Regions from separate parts of the Homo sapiens genome. Here region 2 is linked to region 1. A link is an interaction called in ENCODE POLR2A ChIA-PET data of the cell type or tissue named here. Cell type or tissue: K562. All regions are shown on one strand. Each heading gives the region's core, and the rest is flanking DNA. Links, peaks and the distances in the headings are about the cores only.

What was found. Peaks named below come from ENCODE experiments on the same cell type or tissue, not always from the same donor. Only the 100,000 strongest peaks of a DNase experiment are listed, where the experiment ranks them.
Region 2: POLR2A ChIA-PET joins it to region 1 with 7 read pairs; 2 of 35 experiments call an interaction of 5 or more read pairs at or near these places.

The regions. Positions count from the first base shown.
Region 1 is chr22:19,197,987-19,205,325 of GRCh38, reverse strand. It overlaps CLTCL1 (clathrin heavy chain like 1), which reads left to right. Exons shown (of 33, transcript NM_007098.4): 23 at 3,833-3,997; 24 at 5,485-5,592. It overlaps LOC112268289 (a long non-coding RNA gene), which reads right to left. Exons shown (of 2, transcript XR_002958736.2): 2 at 5,237-5,718. Among named protein-coding and RNA genes, the nearest start is that of SLC25A1, 23 kb to the right of the region's middle. In K562, for the core only: a CTCF peak has its summit at 2,682; DNase peaks (open chromatin) are centred at 1,285, 2,835 and 3,132; H3K4me3 peaks cover 609 bases; H3K27me3 peaks cover 3,805 bases.
Region 2 is chr22:19,596,107-19,603,445 of GRCh38, reverse strand. No RefSeq gene overlaps it. Among named protein-coding and RNA genes, the nearest start is that of LINC00895, 33 kb to the right of the region's middle. RefSeq lists enhancers at 4,486-4,986, 4,987-5,487, 6,523-7,065. In K562, for the core only: no CTCF peak of the experiment used is centred there; DNase peaks (open chromatin) are centred at 3,485, 4,701, 5,242 and 5,596; H3K27me3 peaks cover 4,535 bases.

The DNA.
Region 1 (7,339 bases), core at 796-5,795:
GTTGCCCAGGCTGGTCTCGAACTCCTGTGCTCAAACCATCCACCCGCCTCAGCCTCCCAAAGTGCTGGGATTACAGGGGTGAGCCACTGTGCCCGGCCAAGAAATAGTTAAATAACAACATCCATCAATGGAGTATAATACTGATGAGGACAGTGAATAACTCTGGGATTTGGAATTGGCAATATCATATTGCTTTTCTTTTACTTGCCTGTGTTTGCAAAGTTTTTTTTTTTTAATCAGTGATCATGTAACTTTAGAAATTGCCCTTATAATCCAAAAAGTAGTTAAAATAATAGAAAACAAAGCCTTGCCCCCAATCCCCCTCTGGGTTAGTAACAGGGTTCTCCTGAGTCAGAGGCGCTGTGGGCCAGAGCAGAAGCTCCCTCACATAGGGCCGGCTGGGTGGGGCAGAGGCACACCTGGCTCTTTACCTATGTTCATAGTGGCCCCAGGCCTGGCAAGCTCTCTGCCTTCTGCTGTCACTCCCCTGAGATAGGGGCCAGTAACCTTCAGCCTGGGGGCCAGATCCCAGCCCATCGCCTGGTTTGTGTATGTTTCCCACAGTCTGGCATCTGCTGACTGCAACTCCACAATGTCATTTAACTCATTTTCCCTGCGTTTCCTGTAAATTGGCAGTAACAAGTCTTACATGCTTACCCCTTTGATAGAATACTTCATTTATGCATTCATCACCTTTTATTAAGCATCAGCTAGCTGTGTGCCAGAGTAGGGGCTATGGATGTAGCAGGGAAAATGGTAATCAGATTTCTGCCCCGTGAATCATAAGATTCTTAAAAATACTGTGATCTATTAAATGGTGAATATAAGGAGCTAAGTGAAGCGGGGCAGGGATAAGAAGCGTTGGAACGGTGTGGGTGTGACAGTGGACATTCTGGTTTTAGAAAGGGCCCCTGGGTAAGTGCTGAGTCTGTACACCTCTGGGAAGGAGCCCTTAGAACAAGACAGCGGGGCAAGTGCAAGGATCCTGTGAGGAGCATTGTGGGGTGCAGGAGCCCCTGGCTGGAGCACAGCCATCCAGCGAGAGAGGCTTGGGGAGCAGTAGGAAGAGGCAGCTGTTGGCCTCTGCGGGTCAGGACTTCAGGGGTCGTCATCAGGACTCTGGCTTCTCTGGCTTCTGCTCTGGGCGAGACTGGACATTTTGAGCAGAGGAGGAAAATGATCTGGTCTAGGGGTCAGCGGAACCCCTCTGGCTGCTATGCTACAAACAGAGTGAAGGACAAGGGTGGAGCAGGGAGTGCATAGAGGAGGATGGTGCAGTGATGTCGCAAGGGGCAGCGACAGCAGATAAAGTGGGCAAGGCAAGTGCAAAGCATAGTCAGCTTCTGGATGTGTGTTGAAGGCAGAGCCGGCAGGGCGTGCTGCCAAGTGGGGTGTGAGGAGAGAAGCAGTGAGGGCGGGTCAAGCTTGGGGGTGTGGGCAGTCATGCTTACCAGTGTGGGGACAGTGTGTGAGGACTGCCTGGGGGCATCAGGACTAATATTCGGACAAGTCGGACCTCTAGTAGATGCCATGTGGATCTGTCCAGCTGGAAGTAGGAGTTAGGTTTTAGAGGAGAAGCCCAGACTAGAGATGTGCATGGGCAGCCTCCAGGGACAGGCAGCACCCACAGCCGCCACCTGTGTGGGAGAGCATGGCAGTGGGGGTGTGGGGCTGGGGGGGGATGGACCAAAGAAGCCAGAGCACCCCAAAGCCCCACAGCAGGGAGAGGGGGAGATGGAGACTGGCCAGCGGGGTGGGAGAAAAGCAGGCAGGGGTGTCCAGAAAACCATGTCTGCGTCTGTCTGGAGGAGCAGTGACCCTGGCAGAGAGGCTGGCAGAAGCCTGATTGGAGTGGATTGCAGAGAGAATAGGAAGACAGGGGACAACTGTTACAGACACACAGATACTCCCTGAGAACTGTGCTCTGATGGGAAGCATGGAAACAGGCTGACAGCCCCCAGGTAAGTTGAGGGCAGAGCAAGTTGGATTAGTTTTATTTTATTTATTTTTGAGATGGAGTTTCACTCTTGTCTCCCAAGCTAGAGTGCAGTGGTGCGATCTCAGCTCACTGCAACCTCTGCCTCCCAGGTTCAAGCCATTCTCCTGCCTCAGCCTCCTGAGTAGCTGGGATTACAGGCGCCCGCCACCACGCTCAGCTAATTTTTCTATTTGTAGTAGAGACAGGGTTTCACCATATTGGCCAGGCTGGTCTCAAACTCCTGACCTCAGGTGATCCACCTGCCTCAGCCTCTCAAAATGCTAGGATTACAGGTGTGAGCCACTGTGCCTGGCCAGTTTTGTTTTGTTTTAAACTAGAGAAAAGAACAGTGGTTCTTTAAGCTTGTCAGAGTGGATGAGTGCAGAAGGTGATGGATGCTGATGCAGGGATTTGCTGAAACCCTGACATGGAGCATGTGGAGAGGGGGTCAGGGACATCCATGGAGCAGGCCTTGGTGGCATAGGAAGGACATTCCACGGACACTGTGCTGTGAAAGGCTCTCCTGATAGTTTGTTTTCTCAGGAAAAGGGAAGCCAAATACTCAGCTTGAGGAATCGTTAGAGCTTTGAGAAGAGAAGGAGATATGAAAGAGTTAACATGAGAGATGCCATGGGTGATGGAAGGAGGGGTGGCAGTAGAGGTGCTATGGATGACAGGCGTGTAGGGGTGGTACAAGAGGTGCCATGGATGACGGAAGTAGGGTAGTGCAGTAGATGCCATGGATGACGGAAGGAGGGGAGGTGCCATGGATGATGGAAGGAGGGGAGGTGCCATGGATGACAGAAGGAGGGGTGGTGGGGGAGGTGCCGTGATGGCGGAAGGAGGGGTGGTGCGGGAGGTACCGTGGATGGCAAAGGAGGGGTGGTGCGGGAGGTGCCGTGGATGGCGGAAGGAGGGGTGGTGCGGGAGGTGCCGTGGATGGCGGAAGGAGGGTTGGTGCGGGAGGTGCTGTGGATGGCGGAAGTAGGATGGGTAGTGTTGCCAGTGCATTTGATGTTAGCCTTCATGAATTTAGAGAGACCCATCAGCACTTTGGGGTTCTGCTGTCTGTGTTTAGCTCTGCAGCCACAGGTATGGAATGGGCAGAGAACTAGCTCTGAGCAGGACTGAGAACAATCAGGAGAGTCAAGAGTGAATGCCAGGAGCTGTCCAGCATGATCTGGGGCCACCAGCTGGGGCAAGTGCAAGTTGGGCATGGACAGGGCTGCAGGAATTCAGTCCAGTCACTGGACTGGTGGAGTTGAGGCGCTCAGGATGGCGAGCTGGGCAGTGCTAGGCAGAGTAGGTACTTGTGGAAGGTTCCCAGGGCTGGCATCTCTCTTCTGAGGTGTAAGGTGTGGCTATGGCAGTGACTTGTTCTTGTGAGAAGAACAAGGTCCCCAGCTCATAGGAAGTCAAATAAATTGCCAGAGAATGAGAAAGATTTGTAAATGGCATCAGGAACTAGGGCTGGTGAGTGATACCTGACACAAGATTGGTTGTGAACGGTTTTTATTGAGGAGGAAGGGGAACGGCTTGGAAGCAGCAAGGAGCACACCTCCTCAGCCCAGGCCCAGTGGGGTGCAGATGTGGTAGGTGACAGCCAGGGCCTGAGAGGTGCCAGAACGCAGGGTTAGATAGGAGCGGGCAGGTAGAAGCGCCCCCTGAGGTGGAGGAGGGTGTCCAGGGACTAGAAAGCCAAGGCCAACTTCATCTGGTCACTGGTGCGATCAGAAAGATGCTTACCACCCTAGCAAACAGAAAAATACCTCTGCCATCTAGGAACTTAAAAGCAACTCTGGAGAAATCTTCCCATTGAAGAGTGTCTCAGTCGAGCTACCCTATTATCCGTAGGTTGGAGACCGCTGTTACGAGGAGGGAATGTACGAGGCTGCCAAGCTGCTCTATAGCAATGTTTCTAACTTTGCCCGCCTGGCTTCCACCTTGGTTCACCTCGGTGAGTATCAGGCAGCAGTGGACAACAGCCGCAAGGCCAGCAGCACCCGGACGTGGAAGGAGGTGAGCTGCGGGCAACTGCAGACGGCAGAGTGTGCTGGACAGGCACGCTCTCCGTGTCCTTTGCGTTCTGCTCGGTACTCTTCTGGGTGCCGGTCTCTTGCCCAGGCAGGGGTCTGAACCCTTGGGATTCTTAGAGTCTCTAGGCTAGTGTTTGTAGTTGGAACAGAGGCCCCAGAGAATCTGATGTGGAACCAGTTGGCCCCCAGAGGTAGCCTTAATAGCATGGAATTACCAGTATTATAAGTATTTTCATAACACTTTTAAATCATGTCACCTTATTTGCATAATCAGTGTAAATTTACATTATTGGTCCTTTGTGGCAAATTGGTAAATTGTCTGGAGGCTCTCTGATAATATCAGAATCCATCTTCAAGTAGAAAAAACTGAAGAAATATCCAAAACAGCATTGTTTAATGAAAGATTAAAATTAGCCTAAAGGTCTAATGTCAAGGCCTTTTGTTTGTTTGTTTGTTTTGTTTTTGTTTTTGAGATGGAGTCTAGCTCTGTCGCCCAGGCTGGAGTACAGTGACACGATCTCGGCTCACTGCAAGCTCTGCCTCCCGGGTTCACACCATTCTCCTGCCTCAGCTCCCCCAGTAGCTGGGACTACAGGCGCCCGCCACCACGCCCGGCTAATTTTTTTGTATTTTTTAGTAGAGTCGGGGTTTCACCATGTTAGCCAGGATGGTCTCTATCTCCTGACCTCATGATCCACCCACCTCAGCCTCCCAAAGTGCTGGGATTACAGGCATGAGCCACTGCGCCCGGCCAAGGCCTTTGTTAATGTATGCATTACAACTCTACCCTGCTGTTTAAGATGAATAGGCAGAGTTGCAGGAAAAGATGTTGCCAATATTATGCGAGGAATATATCATCATGCAGAATGTATGATGTAATTCCACTGTGTTTATGTGGGAAATTTGTCAGGGTGCTGGTGTATGCATCACACATAGGAAACAGTGGGCCAAAGATTATATCTCAAGTTAATGACACTGGCTTATGTGATTATTTTTGTACAGGGGAATTCTGCACTTCTCAAGGCTTGTTATCATTAAGTATACATACTGTACAGTGCAGAAAACAAAAGTAGTCTAAAAAACTATTAAAACAAGCTCCCCCGTGAAAACAACACTCAGATGAGATGCATTCTGATGGTCATTATTTTTTAGCCTTCCTTTTCAAACCCCAAACCTGAAATTCCAGCATGACTTTCCCGCCACCTGAACAAAACTCAGGGCCTACGAAGTAATGCACAAACTTTATTCTTTCCATGGTCTCAAGCACCCCCTTGGCCTGCAGATTACAAATGTCATATTTTTTCTCCCAGTCTTGTACAATTCATCATAGAGTTAGCTACTTGTTCAGAATCCAACTTAAAATACCCCACTGCTGGTATTTCTGCATTTGCAACTGTGTGCCTTGTAAGTCAGCTGCTGTGGTGCTGTGTCCTGTCTTGGGGACCCTCACGCTTGCCCTCCGTCCCCTAGGTGTGCTTTGCCTGCATGGATGGACAAGAGTTCCGCTTCGCACAGCTGTGTGGTCTTCACATCGTCATTCATGCAGATGAGCTGGAGGAGCTGATGTGCTATTACCAGGTGACCAGATGATCTCTGCTGGTAATGCAGATGACAAGTGATGCCTAAACACTCCACAGAGAGGCACGGTCATCCCCTTAGCTCGTGACCATCACAGTGTTGCATCTGCAAATATGAAGCATGGCCCTGAGGGGAAGATTCATGTGTTAGACAGTCATTTATGAACTAAATTCAATTGCCTTGTTAGCTATCCTCGACCTCATGGCTGGCTGGAATTTTGTGTTTTTTAAGTTCTCTCCATCCTCTTGTGTTATTGGGCCTTCAGAAGCCCAGTCAGTGGCTTGCATGACGGGAACAACCCTTGGAGGGTTGCTGAGAATACTGGGCTGGTGGTGGCAGAGCTCTAGTCCATAGCCTAGTTCCCCACAGTGTGCAGCCCCAGTAGTCTGTTTTTCAAGTGCCTTAGGGACAAAGCACAGGCAAGAGAGGGAACCCCACCTGGACCCTTTGGAAGGGTGGGGCCCTGTATGTTCATGCTGTAGGTAGGCTCTCTTGAGTGGTTGGTAGACAGTGATTTGTGTGTTTAGGGACCTGGGCTTCCACCTGTGGGATTCCTAGAGCCACATGACAACTCCAGGTATGGTTAGTCAAGGCAGACGAAGATGGGATCTGACTCTGCTCAGCAGTGTCACCATGGCCATGGAAATTGAGCCCCAAACCCCTCACTATGTGAGACGTTGTCTGGAGGGGCTCGCACCAGCGCCAGAGTGTCCAGATATTAGCTGGGTGTGATGGCTTTTCAATGAGAAATGCTTTCCCACCCCCAGAGAGGCGCCTGAGAAATGAACTGGAAAGCCAACAGGGAGGGTGATCAAGCAGTACAGGGCTGACAAAAGAACAATTTAGTCAGCAAATCTTTGAGTACTTACTGTGTGCTAGGCATTATTCTCAATAATTGTGTCAGTGAACAAAACAGAAAAGCCTCTATTTAATTGAACTGGCATTCAGCAAGGTTGGCAGGCAAGCAACAAACCTAATGAATAATTATATAGTGTGTTTGAAGGTGATCAGTTATAGAGGAAAATGGAGCCGGTTTGAGGGCATAGGAGTGCCTGGATGGAGTTTCATAAAGGGGCGGTCAAGGTAGCAGCAATTGAGGGGGTGACATTTGAGCAAAGACCTGAAGAAATGGAAGGATTTGGTCATGGGAACATTTGAGGGAAGGGTCAGTGGCCAGGCAAAGTCCTGAGGCAGAAGTGTGCTGTGTATTCAAGGAAGGGGCTGGAGCCAGAGATGGGGCAGAGAGGCTGACGGAGGGCCAGATCTCAGGCCGTTAGGAAGGTCACGGGCTGTACTTGGGATGGGTGCAGGGCTGTCGGGGGTAAAAGGATCATGGTGGCTCATGTGCTGAGACACATACTTGAGGAGTAGGGACAGGAGCCAGAAGAGCAGCTGGAGGCTGTTGCAGTGGTCTAGGCGAGAAGGGACAGTGACTCTGACTAGGGTGGTGGTGACAGGGTGAGAGGTGATCAGGCCATCAGGATTGGGTGTGTGCTTTGAATGAGCAGCCACCTTGATATGCTAATGCACTGATGTGGAGTGAGAGAGAAAAGCCCAGGATAACTCCATTTGGTTTTGGCTTGAATAAGTAGAAATAACGGAGTTATCACCAGTGGATGAGGGGAAGACTGAAGGTGCAGCACGGGAGGGAAGGACAAGAATTACTTTTTGGACACATGGTGCTAAGTCTTGAGCTGCCCGCTGGATGTTCAGGTGGGGGCATCATGTAGGCAGCTGGAGACAGATC
Region 2 (7,339 bases), core at 1,033-6,032, 400 kb before region 1:
AGGCTGGTCTCAAACTCCTGGGCTCAAGCAATCTACGTGCTTCAGCCTCCCAAAGTGTTGAGATTACAGGTGTGAGCCACTGCACCCAGCCTGTGATCTTTGATGTTACTATTGTCATTGTTTTGGGCCCGGAACCATGCCCGTATAAGACAGTGAACTTCTGATAATATGTGTGTTCTGACTGCTCCACTGACTGTCCATGCCCCATCTCTCTCTCTCTCCTTAGGCCTCCCTATTCCCTGAGACACAACAATATTGAAATTAGGCCAATTAATAACCCTACAATGGCCTCTAAGTGTTCAAGTGAAAGGAAGGGTTGCACATTTCTCACTTTAAGTCAAAAGTTAGAAATGATTAAGCTTAGTGAGGAAGGCTGTCAAAAGTTGAGACAGGCTGAAAGCTAGACCTCTTGCACCAAATAATCAAATTGTGAATGCAAAGGTAAAGTTCCTGAAGGAGATTAAAAGTGCTCCTCCAGTGAAGACACAAATGATAAGAAAGTGAAACAGCCTTATTGCTGATATGGAGAATGTGGTAGTGGTCTGGATAGAAGATCAAACCAGCCATGCATTTCCTTAAGTCAAAGCCTAATTCAGAGCAAGATCCTACTTCTCTTCAATTCTATGAAGGCTGAGAGAGGTGAGGAAGCTGCAGAAGAAAACTTAGAAGCTAGTAGAGATTTGTGCATGAGGGTAAGGAAGGAAGCCATCTACATAACATAAAAGTGCAAGGTGAAGGAGCAAGTGCTGATGTAGAAGCTGCCGCAAGTTATCCAGAAGATCTGGCTAAGATCACTGATGAAGGTGGCCACACTAAACAACAGATCGTCAATGTAGGTGAAACAGCCTTCTATCAGAAGAGGATGCCATCTAGGACTTTCCTAGCTAGAGAGGAGAAGTCAATGACTGGCTTCAAAGTTTCAAAGGAAAGGCTGGCTCTGTTAGGGGCTAATGCAGCTGGTGACTTTATGTTGAAGCCAATGTTTATTCGCCATTCCAGAAATCCTAGGGCCTTAAGAATCATGCCAAATTTTCTCTGCCTGCGCTCTAGAAATGGAACAAGAAAACCTAGATGACAGCACATTTGTTTACAGCAGGGCTTACTGAATATTTTAAGCCCACTGTTGAGAAATGCTGCTCAGAAAAAAAAAAAGAATCCTTTCAAAATATTACTGCACCTAGTCATCCAGGAGCTGTGATGGAGATGGACAAGGAGATGAAAGCTGTGTGCATGCCTGCTAACACAACATCCATTCCGCAGCCCATGGACTGAAGAGTAATTTCAATTTCAAGTCTTATTATTCAAGAAATACATTTCATAAGGCTATAGTTGCCATAGATGGTGATTCCTCTGATGGATTCGGGCGAAGTACATTGAAAATCTTTTGGAAAAGATTCACCAGTCTAGATGCCATGAAAAGCAGCAAGTTGTGGTGACTTACACCTGTTAATTCCAACAATTTGGGAGGCTGAGGCAGAAGAATCACTTGAGTCCAGGAGTTTGAGACCAGCCAGGGCAACATATGGAGACTCTGTTTATAAAAAAAAAAAACAAAACAAACAAAAAAAAAAACTAGCCAGGTTTGGTGGTGCATGCCTATAGTTCCAGCTAATTGGGAGGCTGAGGCAGGGCTCACCTGAGCCCAGAAGGTTGTTGATGTCCTCGCGATCACATCACTGCACTCCAGACTGGGCAACGAGTGAGACCCTGTCTCAAAAAAAAGAGAACATTTTTGCTTCATGGGAAGAGGTCAAAATATCAACATTAATAGGAGTTTGGAAGAAGTAGATTCCAACCCTCATGGATGACTTTGAGGGTTCAGGACTTCAGTGGAGAAAGTCACTGCAGATGTGGGGGAAACAGCAGGAGAACCAGATTTAGAAGTGGAGCCTAGACCAGGTGCAGTGGCTCACACTGGTAATCCCAGCACTTTGGGAGTCCGAGGTGGGTGGATCACGAGGTCAGGAGTTCGAGACCATCCTGGCTAACACGGTGAAACCCCATCTCTACTAAAAATACAAAAAATTAGCTGGGCGTGATGGCGGGCGCCTGTAGTCCCAGCTACTCAGGAGGCTGAGGGAGGAGGATGGCGTGAACCCGGGAGGCGGAGCTTGCAGTGAGCCAAGATTGCACCACTGCACTCCAGCCTGGGCGACAGAGCGAGACTCCGTCTCAAAAAAAAAAAAGAAGTGGAGCCCGAAGAAGGGGCTGAATTGCTGCAATCTCAGGATCCAACTTGAACACATGAGGAGTTGCTTCTTAGGGATGAACAAAGAAAGTGGTTCCTTGAGACGGAACGTCCTCCTGGGGCAGATGCTGTGAACATGGTTGCAATGACAACAAAGCGTTCAGAATATTTCATAACCGAAAAAACACAGCAGGCTTGAGAGGATTTCTAATTTTGAAAGACCTTCTACTGTGGGTAAAATGGTATCAAGCAGCCTCCAGTGCCGGGGGCCATCTCCTGTGAAAGGCAGAGTCAATCAATGTGGTAAACTTCACTGTTGTCTGATTTGAATACATTGTCACAGCCCCTCTACCCTTCAGCAACCACCACCCTGATCAGTCAGCAGCCATCAGCACCGAGGCAAGGCCCTCCACCAGCAAAAAGATTCTGACTCACTGAAGACTTGGATGATCATTAGTATTTTTAGCAGTAAAGTTTTTTTTTCTTTTTCTTTCTTTTTTTTTTTTTTTTAGACGGAGTCTCGCTCTGTCATCCAGTCTGGAGTGCAATGGCGTGATCTCGGCTCACTACCACCTCCGTCTCCTGGGTTCAAGAGATTCTTCTGCCTTAGCCTCCTGAGTAGCTGGGATTACAGGCGCGCGACACCATGCCCAGCTAATTTTTTTTTTTTGTATTTTTAGTAGAGACGGGGTTTCACCATATTGACCAGGCTGGTCTTGAATTCCTGAGGTCATGATCCTCCCGCCTCAACCTCCCAAAATGCTGGGATTACAGGCATGAGCCACCACGCTCGGCCAAGTATTTTTAAATGAAGGCATATAAAAATTGTTTTTTTTAGATGTGATGCTATCCTATATTTAATAGACTACAGTTTAGTGTAAACATAACTTTTATATGTGCTGGGAAACCAAAAAATTCATATGACCCACTTCATTATGATATTCACTTTACTGCAGTGTGGTCTGGAACTGAACTCACACTATCTCCAAAGTATGCCTATAAAATAAAGCCCTCACCCAATTCCCTGCCTCAGAAAGCCCCTTCCTCACCTCCACCCAAGTCGAGGGCGTGAGTTAAATTTAGCTAGCTTCCGGCTGTATCCATTCAGTAAACACAAAACAAAAGGTACTAAATGGCAAGAACTGCATGCAGGGGGCTTTTGGGACAGTGCCCAGGACACAGGAGCTCAATCAACGTCAGCTGTGACAGTGGTGCAGATGACTAACGTCTGACAGATCTTCTTTCTTTAGAAAAGAACAGCTGTCTTCAGACAGGGCTCCACCCAGAGCTGGGCAACAGGTGACCACTGCCCTGAACATCCCTACGCAGCCCACCCAGCCCTACCCAGCTCCAAGAGGAGCAAGGGTCCAGCCAGACCTGCTCGGACAAGGCCTCATGGGGCCACCTCTGGATCCCGGGCACACCTGCAGGGATAGAGCCACAGGAAGTGGGGGCCGAACTGAAGCTCCACTTCTAGAGTGACCTTGAGGGCAGCAGTGCTCAGGCCAGCTCCTGAGACAGCCATGGGGAGTGGGGAGGTGGTGTTCAATGGGAACAGAGTTTCAGCCTCGGAAGATGACGACGTTCTGGAGATGGTGATGGTGCTGGCTGCTCAACACTGTGAATGTCCTTAATGCACTTAAAAATGGTTAAAGTGGGGCCAGGTGCGGTGGCTCACACCTGTAATTCCAGAACTTTAGGAGACCGAGATGTGTGGATCACTTGAAGTCAGAAGTTCAAGAACAGCCTGGCCAACATGGTGTTGGTACTAAAAAATACAAAAAAAATCAGCCAAGCATGGGGCGCATGCCTATAGTCCCAGCTACTAGGGAAGCTGAGGTAGGAGAATCACTTGAACCCGGGAGGTGGAGATTGCAGTGAGTCGAGATTGTGCCACTGCACACCAGCCTGGGTGACAGAGTCTCCATCTCAAAAAAAAAAAAAATTAAAGTGGGCCAGGCACAGTGGCTCACGTGTGTAATTCCAGCACTTTGGGAGTCCCAGCCTGGAGGATAGTTTGAGGTCAGAAGTTTGGACTAGCCTGGGCAACATAGCCAGACCCTATCTCTACAAACAATTTTTTTTCAAAATCAGTCAGGTACTGTGGCTCACACCTGTAGTCTCAGCTACTTGGGAGGATCACTTGAGCCCAGAAGGCGAGCTGTGCTTGCTCCACTGCACTCCAGCCTGGGCAACAAAGCGAGACCCTGTCTCAAACAAACAAACAAACAAACAAACAAAACATGATTAAAGTAGTGAATGTTGTATGTATTTTACTGTAATGTGTTTAAGAGGGAAAAATCACCTTGGGGAAAGAAAGGAGTACCCAGGAGCACTTCCAAGGTTATACTTAGGTTTTTGCTTCCTAAGCCAGGAAACGTAACTTTGCATTTGATTTATTCTGTACCCATCTTATCAGCACTTTCAGAGAAATAAGAACAGGGAATTGGAGCTCTCACAATAACTGGACAAAGACGGGCAAGAGATTAGAGAGCCCCAGTGCCTGCTGCCACCTCCTGATTCACTTCCCAGGGCGTGAGTGGGCCCTGCCCACACTGTGGTGAGGCCCTCACCCCGCCCTTCCTGGGATGAGGACACAGCCAGCCCTCGCTTGTGATCGATGCATGCAGGCTGCAGCTTTCACCCGGGGGTCACAGCCTCACTCCAACTCACATCAGGCCACATGGCAGCCCCATCGAGTCTTTGGGCCCTGCTGCAGAGGCAGGTGCCATGCCTGCACTGCACATCCAGGTGTGTTGTTGAGCAACCCCCTCCAGACCTTGATGTCATCCTCCTGGGCCCCTCCTCCAAGTCTTGTGCAACCCAGTGGTGTGATGTTTGTGTCCTGCACCCCAGGTCCTGACTGGCACACACCCTTCTCAGCTGGGTTAGCTCCTCCGTGTCTTTCAGGTGCCTGCACCCCAGCAGCAGAGAACCAACTGCATGGTAGCCATGTTCATGCAATCCACTCTCTGTTCCTGGATGCCAGCATCTGGCACCCCGTCCCAGCACACAACAGGATGCATGGATGGTGGCCTGGCGTCATGGACCTGGGGAGACAAGGCAGCCCAGCAGCCCCTGCAGAGCCTCAGGGAACTGTTCCTAAAACAAGTGAACTTGCTTTGGGAATCCAGGAACACCTTTGCTGGAACAATCCAGCCCTTGGGACACCCTAATTTGAAGCCCCCACCACCACCCAGGGGTGCAGCTTTGGCGAGGGGCCGGTCAGGAACAGCTGCTAATCTAGGTGGGGTTTCCTAAGCCCAATTCACCTGCCAGAAAATCAAGCCCTAAATAAGTAATTTGGTTTCCCCTTAGTTTTCTTTCCCTCCCACTGCCCTTTACAACAACCTGCCAGTTTAAGCCAAGGAACAAAGATAGAGACATCCTCTGAGCCCCACCTGCCATTTGTGATAAACATTTCAGAGAATGAGTTAAGCAGTGCTGGAGAAAACAGGAAAAATAAACTCTGAGTCTCTACATAAATATATATTCTATGAAAACCTAAACTTAATCCACCACCAGCACAAGGCAAAGCAAAAGGGCACACACAGCTCTGCCGCCACTACAGAGAAAAAGATCTCTACATGCTGTTCCGCGCGCTCCTGTACAATGCAGAGCTTTGAACTGTTTATAACAGAACACGACAGAGGCACAGTCACAAGAACAGTGATTCTGCCCTTTGAAGCTGCCTGCAGTCAAGTATTACACAGGCAGGAAGTAGAAATCTGTGCTTTGATTTGTTTAAAGTAAATTAAACATAACTGGAAACCATATTTCCTCTCATTCAGAGGAAGTTACAAAAGGTACAGAGGACCAAGAATATCAGGTTCTCATGCAAACGATGAGGTCGGTTCTTCCAAAGCAAAAAAAAAAAAAAAAAAAAAAACAAATACTGGCCTTTAACATACATTCGAAGACCTCACATGTGTTCATTTTGAAGAGATTACCGCTGTGGAAAACAATTTGGAAAAAACTGTTTCAGGTCAAAGTGTAAGTCGTTCAAATAAATGTGCGTCTACGCTTTGGCATCGAGCATTTTTATTTTTTCAAATTCAAGCCTGTGGTCCCTTTGAGCCATTCTTTTCTCCACTGGACTTAGCCATTTTGAAACCTGCCCAGGGAGGAAACGACTCAGGCTCCCTGCAGAGGCAGCCCCATGGGGGCAAGAGGCAGCAACACAGCCTGGGGCCAGGCTCCAGGGCTGCTCTGCAGGGGACGCTGCCTGGGCAGCTGAGAGGCAGTGAGGAGTGAGAGAGAGAGGCCCAAGACCCGGGCACATTGGCCTGCCTGGGAGGACCTAGCCAGTCCCTGCTGGTGCCTCAGATCTGCTGTAGCAGGGGCTCGGCCTGAGCACCCCCGGCCTCTGCCCACCTCGCAGGGCATCATGGGAAGCAGGCATGATGTGCACGCTCTCCGGGCCCTCCAAGTCATGGCCATGGCTCTCCATTAACACAACCACGTGCCCGAGGGCTGAGCCCCAGCAGCAGAGGGTGGTGGGAAGGGCCGGGGCTCAAAGGCCAGGGGTCCCACTCGCTGGCGGCAGGAACCCAGCCTCAGTTCCCCTGTCCGTAAAATGGGGATGATAGATCTTACTTTAAAGAGTTGAGGCCGGGCGCGGTAGCTCAAGCCTGTAATCCCAGCAGTTTGGGAGGCTGAGGTGGGCGGATTACGAGGTCAGGAAATCGAGACCATCCTGGCTAAGACAGTGATACCCCGTCTCTACTAAAAATACAAAAAAAATTAGCCAGGCATGGTGACGGGCGCCTGTAGTCCCAGCTACTCAGGAGGCTGAGGCAGGAGGATGGCGTGAACCCGGGAGGTGGAGCTTGCAGTGCGCCGAGATTGTGCCACTGCACTCTAGCCTGGGCAACAGAGCGAGACTCTGTCTCAAAAAAAAAAAAAAAAAAGAGTTGAGAGGCCGGGCCTGGTAGCTCATGCCTGTAATCTCAGCATGATTTGGGAGGCTGAGACAGGAGGATCACTTAGGCCCAGTAGTTCAACACCAGCCTGGGCAAGATAGTGAGACCCTGTCTCTACAAAAAATTTTAAAAATTAGCCAGGCATGGTGGTGCATGCCTATGATCCCAAATACCTGGGAGGCTGAGGTGGGAGGACTGCTTGAGCTCGGGAGATTGAGACTGCAGTGAG